Linked DNA regions of Homo sapiens: region 1 is linked to region 2. Evidence: read pairs that join two places in POLR2A ChIA-PET (ENCODE). Cell type or tissue: PC-9. All regions are shown on one strand. Links, peaks and the distances in the headings refer to the core of each region. The heading gives the core; the rest is flanking DNA.

Region 1 (6,191 bases), core at 743-5,742, 140 kb after region 2:
GGTAGTGATAAATTCTGTGAAGAAAAATAAAGCAGGTAAAGTCCCAGCTAGAAATGAGTCTTCTTTCTTTCTTATTTTATTTATTTATTTATTTATTTATTTATTTTTGAAACAGAGTCTTGCTCTGTCACCCAGGATGGAGTGCAGTGGTGCGATCTCAGCTCACTTCTACCTCCACCTCCCAGGTTCAAATGATCCTCCCACCTCAGCCTCCCGAGTTGCTGGGATTACAGGCACCCGCCGCCACGCCCAGCTAATTTTTGTATTTTTAGTAGAGACAGGGTTTCACCATGTTGGTCAGGTTGGTCTCAAACTCCTGGCCTTAAGTGATCTGCCAGCCTCGGCTCCCAAAGTTATGGGATAACAGGAGTGAGCCACCGCGCCTGGTTTATTTTATTTTATTTTATTTTATTTTATTTTATTTTATTTTATTTTATTTTATTTTAAGAGGGAGTCTCACTCTGTTGCCCAGGCTGGAGTGCAGTGGCGCGATCTTGGCTCACTGCAATCTCCACCTCTTGAATTCAAGTGATTCCCCTGCCTCAGCCTCCTTAGTAGCTGGGACTACAGGCATCACCACCATGCCCGCCTAATTTTTTATATCTTAGTAAAAACGGGGTTTCACCACGTTGGCCAGGCTGGTCTCGAACTCCTAATCCTGAGATCTGCCCGCCTCAGCCTCCCAAAGTGCTGGGATTACAGGCATGAACCACCATGCCCGGCCAGTTTATTTTATTTTTAAATTTTTATCTATTTTTTTTTGAGATCAGGTTATGAGACTAGCTAGTTTTTGTATTTTTGGTAGAGATGGGGTTTCACTATGTTGCCCAGGCTGGTCTCGAACTCCTGGGCTCAAGGGATCACGTACCTCGCCCTCCCAAAGTGCTGGGATTGCAGGCGTGAGCCACCGCGCCCAGTTTCTCTCACGTGCTCTTTCTTTTATTATTATTTATTTATTTATTTATTTATTTATTTATTTATTTATTTTTGAGATGGAGTCTCGCTCTGTCGCCCAGGCTGGAGTGCAGTGGCGCGATCCCAGCTCACTGCAACCTCCACCTCCCGGGTTCAAGCGATTCTCCCGCCTCAGCCTCCTGCTTAGCTGGGATTACAGGCGCCCGCCACCACGCCCGGCTGATTTTTGTATTTTAGTAGAGTCAGGGTTTCACCATGGTAGTCAGGCTGGTCTCCAACTCCTGATCTTGTGAGCCACCTGCCTCGGCCTCCCAAAGTGTTGGGATTACAGGCGTGAGCCACCGCGCCCCCCTCTTTTATTTATTTATTTATTTATTTATTTTTAACATTTTCTTGGATACCAAATGAGTCCCCTTTAGACACGATGGTCAGTGCTGGTCTCTCTGAGGTGGTGACATTTGACCAGAGACTTAAACAATGCGAGGAAACGAGACACGTGAAGCGCCGGCGGAAGAACGCTCCAGGCCGAGGAGGCAGCCCGGGAAAACACGCTGCGGGAGGAATGAGCTTAGAGCGTCTGGGGAACAGCAGAGGCTGGCGTGGCCGGAGCAGGGAGAGCAGGTGGCAGGAGAGGGAGTCGCAGGGCGCCGGGAGTCAGCCCGCGCGAGGCCTTGCCACCATGTTATTCTAGCAGTAGGAATTTAAGTGGCTTTTATTCTGGGGAGAATCCGTGATCCGACTTATGATATAAAAGTATCACTTAGGGGCCAGGCGTGGTGGCTCACACCTGTAATCCCAACACTTTGGGAGGCTGAGGCGGGCAGATCACCTGAGGTCATCAGGAGTTCGAGGCCAGCCTGGCCAACATGGAGAAAGCCCATCTCTACTAAACACACACACACACACACACACACACACACACACACACACACACACACACACACACAAAAATACAAAATTAACCAGGCGTGGTGGCGCATGCCTGTAATCCCAGCTCGGGAGGCTGAGGCAGGAGACTCGCTTGAATCCAGGAGTCAGACGTTTCAGTGAGTCGAGATCGTGCCATTGCACTCCAGCCTGGGCAACAAGAGCGAAACTCCGTCTCAAAAAAAAAAAAGTATCACTTGGCCGGGTGCGGTGGCTCATGCCTGTCATCCCAATAGTTTGGGAGGCTGAAGCGAGAGGACTGCTTGAGTCCAGGAATTCAAGATTAGCCTGGGCAACATAGTGAGACCTCATCTCTGCAAATAATTTTAAAAATTAGCCCAGAGTGGTGACGTGTGCCTGTGGTCCCAGCTACTCGAGGATGAGGTGGGAGGATTGCTTGAGCCCAGGAGGTTGAGGCTGCAGTGAGCTGTGATTGTGCCACTGTACATCAGCCTGGGCGACAGAGCCAGACCCTGTCTTAAAAAATTTAAAATTAAAAAAATAGAAGTATCACTCTAGCTGCTCTGTGGAGAATGGACTTGAGGAGGTTAAAAGGAGAAGCATAGAGAAGAGTTAGGAGGCCATAGAAATTACCTCGGGGAAATATAGCCGTGGCTTGGATTAGTGAAACCGAGGGAAGTGTTTGCATTCAAAACACATTTTGGAAGCAGTGCCAATAGAATTTGCTGGTGGATGGCTAGGCAGGGTGGCTCATGCCTGTAATCCCAGCACTTTCGGAGGCCAAGGCAGGTGGATCACCTGAGGTCAGGAGTTCGAGACCAGCCTGGCCAACATGGAGAAACCCAGTCTCTATTAAAAATACAAAACTTAGCCAGGTGTGGTGGCAGGCACCTGTAATCCCAGCTACTTCCGAGGCTGTGGCAGGAGAATCGCTGGAACCCGGGAGGCAGAGGTTGCAGTGAGCCGAGATCGCACCGCTGCACTCCAGCCTGGGTGACAGAGCAAAACTGTCTCAAAAATAAAAAATAAATAAAATAAATAAAAAGGCATGCGGGTCTGGCTCCTGCGGCTTCTCCAGCCTCCTCTCAAGCTGCTCCTCCCACACTCTCGCAGCGTGGAGCAGGACTTTCAATGCACCAGATTTGTTCAGGCTTGAAGACCTTTATGCTGCTTGGAATAATTTTCCGCCTCCCCCTCCCTGAGCCTGTCTTAGATGTCCTTATTCTTCACATCTCTGTATGAAGTACATGTTTCAAAGGGACGCCTTCACTAACCACTGCCACCTAAATCTACAGTGGGTCTCCTGTCATACATTTTTCTCATACTCTGTACTTTTTATCTATAGCATTCATCACAGTTGGTAGTTATGAATGTATATTGATTTGTATGACTAATGTCTCTTTATCTCATTTCTGTCTCTCCCACTGCACTATAAATCCACGAGGGCAGCAGACTTCTCTGTCTCATACCTCTAAAACTAGAACAACAGCTGATATATGTATTATAAGGAGAGAAACAAGACAACCTGAACACGACCCTTTATTTAGGGAGACCTCAAAATCCCAACCTGCCCCAGTCCCTGACACGCAATCTAACCACAGTAATTACAACATCAAATCCTTCTTCACTCTCAATTGGTTGTACAATCTGTGGAACATTTTTGTGCTCAAGACTTTCATAAAACACTTTTATATCAACAGTTTCCTGTGCACCCCCAGGAGTAATGCAGGTGTGAGTTCAATAATAACACCAGCACTAAATTCCTAGCAAGCTACAAATTCCATGAGAACAAACATCATCTTTATTTTATTCATCGTTGCGTCCTCAGCGGCTCCTAGCACAGCATCTGGGACTCACTGGATATTAAAGAAATACTTGTTAAATGAATGGACAAGTAAAAAAAAAAAAAAGGAGAAATAGATGATTGGAGGGAGAGAGGAAGGGAAAGAGGGTGGAAAAGAAAGAAAAGAGAGAGGGGCCGGGCTTGGTGGCTCATACCTATAATCCCAGCACTTTTGGGAGGCCGAGGTGGGCGGATCACTTGAGCTCAGGAGTTGGAGACCAGCCTGGGCAACACAGCGAAACCCTATCTCTACAAAAAAAAAAAAAACAAAAAAAACAAAAAAACCGAAAATTAGCCGGGCTTGGCGGCATGCACCTGTATTCCCAGCTACTCAGGAGGCTGAAAGGTAGGGAGGACAATCACTTGAGCCTTGGAAGTCGAAGTTGCAGTGAGATGAGATTGCACCACTGTACTCCAGCCTGGATGAGAGAGCGAGACCCTGTCTCAAAAACAAAAAAAAAAGAGAGAGATAGAAAGAGACATAGGGAAAGAGAGAGAGGGGAAGGAAGGGGAGAGAAGGAGGAAACTGATCAATCAACGGAAGGATAAATGGATGGATGGATAGGATGGACACAATACTAACAGATACATGGATGAGTGAGTTCATGGCTATAAGGAGATTTAAGCTCAGAGATAGAAAAAGGTTTGCCCCAATTACATGGCTGTTAAGAAGTTGGGACTCCAACCCAGATCTTTTTGATTCCCTGTTAATGTCACAGGACCAGTGACATTAATGTCACATTAATGCAGTGACATCTTTTACACCAGTCTCCCTGTCTCTCTCCACACTCCTGTCACACTGGCTTTCTTTCAAGATCTGCAATGCAGCAAACTCTCCCAGCTTGTCTATCCATACTTTGACATCTTCAATGTCACCTCCCCAGAGAGGCCCTCTCTAAATCCCTGAGGACAGAACGATGAAAAAGATAAAGATGATGTCTGTTTTCATGGAATTTGTAGCTTGGTAGGAATTTGGTGCTGGCGTTATTATTAAACTCACACCTGCATTACCCCTGGGGGTGCACAGGAAGGTGTTGATATAAAAGTGTTTTATGAAAGTCTTGGCCGGGCGCGGTGGCTCACGCCTGTAATCCCAGCACTTTGGGAGGCCAAGGTGGGTGGATCACTTGAGGTCAGGAGTTGGAGACCAGCCTGGTCAACATGATGAAACCCTGTCTCTACTAAAAATACAAAAATTAGCCAGGCGTGGTGGCACACACCTGTAATCCTAGCTACTTGGGAGGCTGAGTCAGGAGAATTGCTTGAACCTGAGAGGCGGAGGTTGCAGTGAGCTGAGATTGTGCCACTGCACTCCAGCGTGGGCAACAAGAGCGAAACTCTGTCTCAAAAAAAAAAAAAGAAAGAAAAGAAAAGAAAACATTTGATCCAAGAAGAAAACCAAGGCCCAGAAAATAAAAGGAACCTTCCCAAGGCCACACAGTGATTCAGGGCACAGCTTGGGCTGGAACCTAGAGGCAGAGGTTGTAGTGAGCTGAAATCGTGCCACTGCACTCCAGCCTGGGCGACAGAGTGAGACTCCATCTCAAAAAAGAAAGAAAGAAAACCGAGTTTAAAATCCCACCTCTGCCATCATGCCATCATTGATTGTGTGCCCATGAGTAATTCATCTGACTTCTCTGAGCCTCAATTTCCTCATTTATAAAATGGGGGAAGCTGTGTGTGGTGGCTCATGCCTATAATCCCAGCACTTTGGGAGGCCAAGACAGGCAGATCACTTGACGTCAGGAGTTCGAGACCAGCCTGGCTTATGTGGTGAAACCCTGTCTCTACCGAAAAATACAAAAATTAGCCAGGCGTGGTGGTGCCTGCTTGTAATCCCAGCTACTTGGGAAACTGAGGCAGAAGAATCACTTGAACCCAGCAGGCGGAGGTTGCAGTGAGCCGAGATCATGCCATTACACTCCAGCCTGGGAGACAAAGGGAGACTCTGTCTCAAAAATAAATAAGTAAATAAAATGGGGGATAGTAAGCCCTGCCTAATAGTGCTGTTGTAAGGATTTGAACTGGAAGTACAATAAACTGAAGTGTTGTTTATTACTGAGGGCTACATTTCACAAGATGCAGCATTTTATTTAGACCTTCAGCTCCAAGAATGCAACAGTCCTTGCAGACCTCAAGTCTCAAATCTAAAAGAGCATTTAGAGACCATCAAATTCTGAGCCAACAATAGGGCTTGGAACTCTTCCACCTTTGAGCCTGCTATAGCCCCTGGGCTTCCCTGACCTCTCAACACGCTATAGTGCTTAAAACATCTCAGCATGAAACAGTGTTTGGGGACTCCATGTTCAAACCTTGAAAAGCGTTTGGACAGCTTCCAATTCCCAGCCAACAACAGGGCTTAGAACTCTCCAATTTTTGAGACCTCTATAGTCCTTGCGCTTTCTCTAATGCCTAGCATGCAACAGTGATTGGAAATCCCAGGTCCAAATCTAAAACAATGTTTGGACACCCTCCAATCCTTAGCCCGGTTGTTGGGGTTCTCCCATCTTTGAACCTACTATAGCCCTTGGGCTTCCCCTCAACT
Region 2 (6,166 bases), core at 1-5,000:
CCCTTCGGGGTGGGGCAGTATGGGGTCCACCCACCCTCTGAGCCCTGTGGGGACCAATCTTAGCCTTGACATCTTGGGATCCCACTGCTCCCTCCTCTCCCCACACCTTTCTGGCTCCAGGAGTCCTTGGAAACCTCTAAAAGACCCAGAGGTCCTTGTGCCATCCCACGACTTGGCCTCCATCTGCACCTCACCTGACAGCCCAGATTTCTCAACTGAGCCCGCCCACCACTGTGACTGCCTCTGGCATACAGATACCCTCCGACCTGCTCCAGCAGTAACAATGATAACCCCCATTTGTGAGGAGCTTGCTGTTTAGAATTGTGATATCTGTCATCACTAGGCCCCCAACCCTACCCATTTATCCCTGAGAGAGCCCAGATTCCTAAGCCTCGCTCCTGCCCTCCCCTCAAGGCCCCTTTAGGATTTAACATCTTAGCCTTGGTTCCAAATCTCTGCTCTGTTCAAGGACCCATCATCTCCCCGAAAGCCCCTGGTTCCCAAACCCCTCAGAGTCTGACACCCAACCCTGTCATCTTCCACTTCCTGACCCTCTCCCACCCACAGCTTCCCTGAGGACCCGGCTCTCCCCTCCCTGTCTTTCTGGTTTCAGCAAGTCTGTACAGTTTGTATCCCTTTGAACTCATACCCCACAATCCCGGATTTTAGAACCTGGGACCCCAACATCCAGCTTTGTCCCAGACTCCTGTCTTCCTTCAGGCCTGGTTCTCTGCCTTCTCCATGTTCTGCCTTGTCTCTACCCACTGTGCTCTCCCTAGGACCAGGGCCCTCTGGGTGCCAGGAGGCCTCTTGCCATGGGTGTCCTTCAGGTCTCACTTTTACTCTGTGGCCCAAGCTCAACCTGCACTCACCTTCCCCCAAGTCGCTCCTCTTCACAAAGGCCCCACGGTCTACCCAGACACCCAGGGGACCCTGAGATTCTGTCTGACCTCCTTCCTGCCCCACGCGTGCAGCTGCTAAGCCCTCCCAATCCTGTCTCTCAAATCCCTAATCCCGGCTGTTGGCCCTGTCCGCCTGAGGAATCCAGGCCCCAACTCCCAGGAGCATAAATGACTGGCCTCCTGCTGGCCAGCCCATTCCCATGCCCATCCCCATCCCAAAGGTGTCGGGTCTCCCTCACTCACATCCTTGTCGCCCTTCTTCTTGCGTGTCTGCACTGACAGTGACTCCACTTCACTCTCAAACTGGTCCACCTGCATGTTGAGCGTGTCGATGGTATTCTAGGGGAGGGAGAGGAAGAGGAAGCCCATCAGCTAGGGTTCCGCCTACACCCAGGGCTCAGGATCCTCAGAGTTCACCTCCTCTTCTCTACCCCAACTCACCGTGAGCCACTGGCCAACCTCTTCCTTCTCCTTCTGGGCAGGATCTACCTTCTGGGCCAGGCCCAGGCCCTCTTTGCTGTAAGCTTTGGTTTTGGTCTCTCGTTCCACAACTTTGAACCGTTCCATTTGCTGTAGAGAGTGCAGTTGGCAGGGGGGCTCTCAAAGGTGGGAAAGGAGCTGACTAAGGGCCAGCAGACACTCCGACCTGAGCCTCGTGACCCTACTTTCTGAGCTCTGAGTCCGCTGCCTCTTCACTTCCCTTAGGTGCAGAAACCTTACTTCTCTTGAGGACCTCTGGGGTCTGGCCGCTCTGCCTCCGCCCCTTGGGATCTCAAGAATCTGGTGACCTTCCCACCTCTCTGGGACTCAGGCTCTGGGCTCCTACCGTCTCAATGAGCTTGCGGTTGTCTATAAGCTGCCTCTTGTCCTTGATCTCGTTGGACGCTACCCATGTCTTGATTTGGTCCCTCAGCCGCTGCAGATGGGAAAAGCAAGAAAGTCAGACCTCAGGACCCAGGAACTGGGGCCCACAGCTCCTTCTCCCTGGGACCCAGCAGTCCACTCTCCCAGTTCCCTCTACCCTCAGGACAAAGGCGTCCAGGCCCCCAGCCCCCTCACTTGTAGCTTCTTAATCTCCTTCTTTAGGTCAGCCTCATACTTTTCTTTCTGGTTCGCGTTGGCTGCATTGTGGAGCTGAGGGATGGAGAGAATTGAGAAGTCAGTGTGGGAGGGGATGTCCCAGTACCCACTCCAGTGATTCTTCCTTATGCTAGGGACTCGAGGACCCCCCCCAACCCCTACCCCCAATCCATCTTAGAGCTGATTCTCTTAGGTCCTCAGCATCTGCATATGTAGCCCCTCCCGCTGGTCAACACCCAGAGGTCCTGAGCCGCCTTCCTGTGCCCTCCTCTCTGAAGACCCAGATTATTAGGGTCTCAGCCCCTGTACCTTCTGCCAAATATCTTCAAACTGCTCCACGCCCTCGGACACCTTCTTGAGGCAGCGATCAATCTCACCTGGCCAGGGAGGAACAAGGCTGTGAGAATCCTGCCCAGGTGGCAGGTATCTAAAGAGCAGTCCTCAGAAGAGGGAGCATGTGGCTACAGGTGCAGCAGGAAGTCAGTCTAGTACCTTGGAGTTTGCGCTTGTCCGCCATCTTCCCTGCCCTACAGACGCACTCTCTTCATACTCTCTTGGAGACGGACGCTGCTAGGAGAGATTGGAGAGGAATTAACACGTATTCCCTGGCTGGTAAAAACCCAGAGACATGGACCTAGTCAGCATAGTGAGGTAGGTGGGACTGGTAAAGAGAAGAAGCATTTGCTATCTGACAAGAGACCAGCCCCAGTTCTCCTGATGCTCGCTTGACTGCCCAGCATAGTGTCTGGCCAACAGGGGACCCCATAAGTTTGTTGAAACAAGAAAAGTTACATACTTTTTTGTGTGCCTCTGACTCAGGAAGTGGAAAATTCCTAGAGCATGGAGTACCTTCTCCCCAGAATACACTCAAAAAGGTTTTTCAGAGCAGGACAGTCATGCTGCACACAGCTGATGACTGGGATGGAGGCATTAGCCCTGGAGATCACACTTCCTACTCAGAGGGGCTGGGCAGAGGTGGCTAGGAGAGGTCATCCCTCAGACAAGTCAGGAGACAAATGAAACTGGCAGCTCACAGAGAAGGGCGTGTGTGTGTGTGTGTGTAAGCTGTAGGTAGGAGAAGAAAGATTGGGGGTGGGGGAAAACGACGGCGAGCAGAGATGCCGAAAGCTGTGAAGAGCTGAACCCGCTCATGCAGACAGGGCTGAATGCCAAGTAGAAGGGACTCAAACCACCAAGACATTTATTCCAGAGCAGGATCCTTAAACCAAAAGGAAATAACACTCCTAACCCAAAGAAGCTAATACCAAGAAGGCTTAGAGATTTGGGGGCAGAAGGCAGTACCCAAGAGAGACCTGGGAGAAGACAGAAATCTTACTAAGATAAGAGGGTGCAAAGGTACCGCAGCTGTGAGGGAGCCGATCTGCACTCACGGAGGAATCCCATAGCAAGTGGATTGGTAATTTAGAGTCAGGGAGACATAGACCATCAGGGCAGGAACCCAAAACTTCAAGAGAGGAGCGTCTTTATTTTAAAGGAAGTTACCTGGAACCCAGAGAAGACTGAGGTCAAAAGGGAGTTCCAAGGAGCTTTAGTCCAAGGGAAGACATACCTTAGGGCCTGACAGCGAGACCAGGGGAGCCCTGGGAAGAGAGGCTTATGCCTCAGAAGAAGACTTCTGAGATACCAGCGGAGATTGCCCTCTTCCCCTCCAGGGAGGGGGCCTACAATGAAAAGCACAGTTCCCTGGGATCCACGGGCCGCTCCCACTCTACGTGTGCAGGGCAGGGAACCCTGGAGTAGTCACTTACTGTAAAGACAGAAACAGCCCCATACTGAGGAACAAGAGCCTCAATACAGAGGGAAGTCACACCAAAAGAGTCCTCACCCACAAAGAAGGGAACATCTGGCAAACAGTGCTATCCAACAGAACTTTGCAATGCTGGAAACACTCTATTTGCGCATATCTGTTGGCCACTGAACATCTGAAATGTGGCAAGTGTAATGGAGGAACTGAATTTTTCATTTTTAACTAGTTACTAATCACCACATGTGACTAGCAGCAACCATATGGGACGGATATGCTTTAGAACAAGAAGCCCACAAAGGACAGGGCTGGTACCTTACCCCCAGGGAGAATTTTCCCAACACCGCAGGGACCCATTCTGGGTGATAATAGGTAGGGGTGCTACCTTACACTTGAGGGAATTTAAATCTCCTCAGTAAAAGGCCCAACCTAAAGAAAGCCGCAGCAGCCCCCGCCCAGGTCAGCTATCACGCCCTACCTGGGGAATCTCTAAGAAGGCAAAGCAACCAACAAAAGGACCCAGGAGAAGGTGCCACAGTGGGGATTCAGGCTGAGGAGGGGAAAGCCTCTTTGACCCAGGGAGCTCACACAAGGCAAGGGCCTGGACACCAGAGCTCAGGTGTGCAGGGATCCTCACCAAAGTCCAACACCCCAACACAGAAAAGCCTCTTACTGCATAGGGGGAACAAGAATGTGAAACGAGAGTTTACACTCCCTCTTTCCATCCCAAGAACCCAACAGAGGGTCATGGGCAGGTGCTCCAGCCCAGAGAGAGAAGAGGTCTCATGGTCTACACCCCTAAACAAGGCAATCAACACCTTAGGCAGGTGACGCCCTCCCTGTGTCTCCACACGGAAAGGACTGGTATCCTAGTGCAGAGGAAGAATACCCACAGACAGGAGACCACACTGTGGCAGCAAGAGAAGGAAGTCCTGGAGGGGTCACAAGCCAGGAGGAGGGGAACAAGAGCGCTAACCCAGGGAGGTGATGTTTCAGACAGAACAGTGTGACATCGAAGTCGGCTACAGCTGAGACCCAGTGAGGAGGCAGCTCCTCCACAGAGAAGGGGCAAGTGCCAGAGGCCCAGGGTACTTGTCCCCTAGAGAGGCTGGAGCCTTAGCCACAGTAGAGACAACACCTTCCCCGCTAAGAAAATCCCTATATCATGAGGGTATCTGTACCTCTGGTCCCCCCAGCAAAGGACCAGAGAGAAGGGAAGCTGGAGCCTGAGTCTCGAAGCAGAGACGCCGCCAGAGAAGAAAGAGCCCCATTTGCTGTAGTCAGGGGGGCATCCACCAAGATCCTCCAAGGAAGGTGGTGATCGCAGGTCCACTCTCAGGCGTGAAGAACCTGTGCTCCAGCAGCAAAGGCTCTCCAAGAGCACTGAGGAATCTGGGAACCTCGGCCCAGGAGGAGACTTACCCAAGAGGAACACACATCCCCACAGGGAAGGGACCCACAAGGCGGGTGGCGGGGTGGGGGGAGGTGAGCAGGACACCAGCCTCACAGGAGCCAACACGCTAAAATCAGAGCCAAAACCAGTAAAGAAGAGCCCCCCAGACTTCATCTCAGGGAAGATGATACCACCACACAAAGACTCGAGGAGGGAGGGGCAGGAGGTCAGCCCTGGGAAACTAACACCGGGTGGTCCTTAACCTTGGGGGCCGTCATGTGCCCACAGAGTGGTCTTTGTCATGAGGCACCTTTGATCTGGGAGAGCTTCCGCCTCTGCAGCAAGGAGCTCTGAGAAGTGATGTTGAAGGGTGATCCTTAACCCAGGTGGCTGCTGACGTGGCCACACAGAGGCTCTGAGACTCCAGAAGAAGGATGCGTTAGGGCCTGGGGTAGAGGTAGTCATCTCCACTGAGATGCCCCATGCCAAGGGTGGGGGGCTGGAATCTCCCACCTTGGAAAGTCTACACCAGAGAAGTCTCTGGTCCCAGGGACAGGGTCTACAGTGGAGTCTCCCGCTTGAGACTCAGGTATCTTACATCCACACAGCCAGGAAACTATGCCTTACCCCATACAGTGACAAATCAAGAGGGGGTTTTGGAAGCATTAGCCGGGGGCACCTGCATCCGAGAGGGGTCCTCAGCCTTACGGTGGGGACACATGCAGAGGCGTGGACACCTCAAATCCAGAAAAGCAGCCATACCAATACCAAGGATGGCAAGAACCTTATCCCTGGGGGAGGTGACACCAAGAAAGGGTCCTTACCCTGGAGAGAAGGCACAGCCCCAGAGGGAAGAGCCCCCACCTCGCAGTACAGGAACCCGGGTCTAGGAAGCTTCCTACTCTCATGGGGTACCAGCAGCGGGGCCAGAAGGCGAAACCCTTGTTCTCCAACTGCTGACACCCAGCGTAAGGGTAGATGGGAAGTCAACAAACCCACAGTGTGGGATCTGATGCAAATATCAAG

Evidence for each region. Peaks named below come from ENCODE experiments on the same cell type or tissue, not always from the same donor. Only the 100,000 strongest peaks of a DNase experiment are listed, where the experiment ranks them.
Region 1: POLR2A ChIA-PET joins it to region 2 with 5 read pairs; 2 of 35 experiments call an interaction of 5 or more read pairs at or near these places.

Annotation. Positions count from the first base shown.
Region 1 is chr19:54,000,007-54,006,197 of GRCh38, reverse strand. All of the region lies in intron 3 of CACNG6 (calcium voltage-gated channel auxiliary subunit gamma 6), which reads right to left. Among named protein-coding and RNA genes, the nearest start is that of CACNG6, 11 kb to the right of the region's middle. In PC-9, for the core only: no CTCF peak of the experiment used is centred there; DNase peaks (open chromatin) are centred at 3,227 and 3,537; H3K4me3 peaks cover 1,550 bases; H3K27ac peaks cover 3,554 bases.
Region 2 is chr19:54,139,312-54,145,477 of GRCh38, reverse strand. CNOT3 (CCR4-NOT transcription complex subunit 3) reads right to left here. Exons shown (of 18, transcript NM_014516.4): 2 at 2,475-2,549; 3 at 2,292-2,359; 4 at 1,962-2,036; 5 at 1,729-1,818; 6 at 1,344-1,472; 7 at 1,146-1,241. The coding sequence starts at 2,499. Among named protein-coding and RNA genes, the nearest start is that of CNOT3, 4.6 kb to the right of the region's middle. In PC-9, for the core only: no CTCF peak of the experiment used is centred there; no DNase peak of the experiment used is centred there.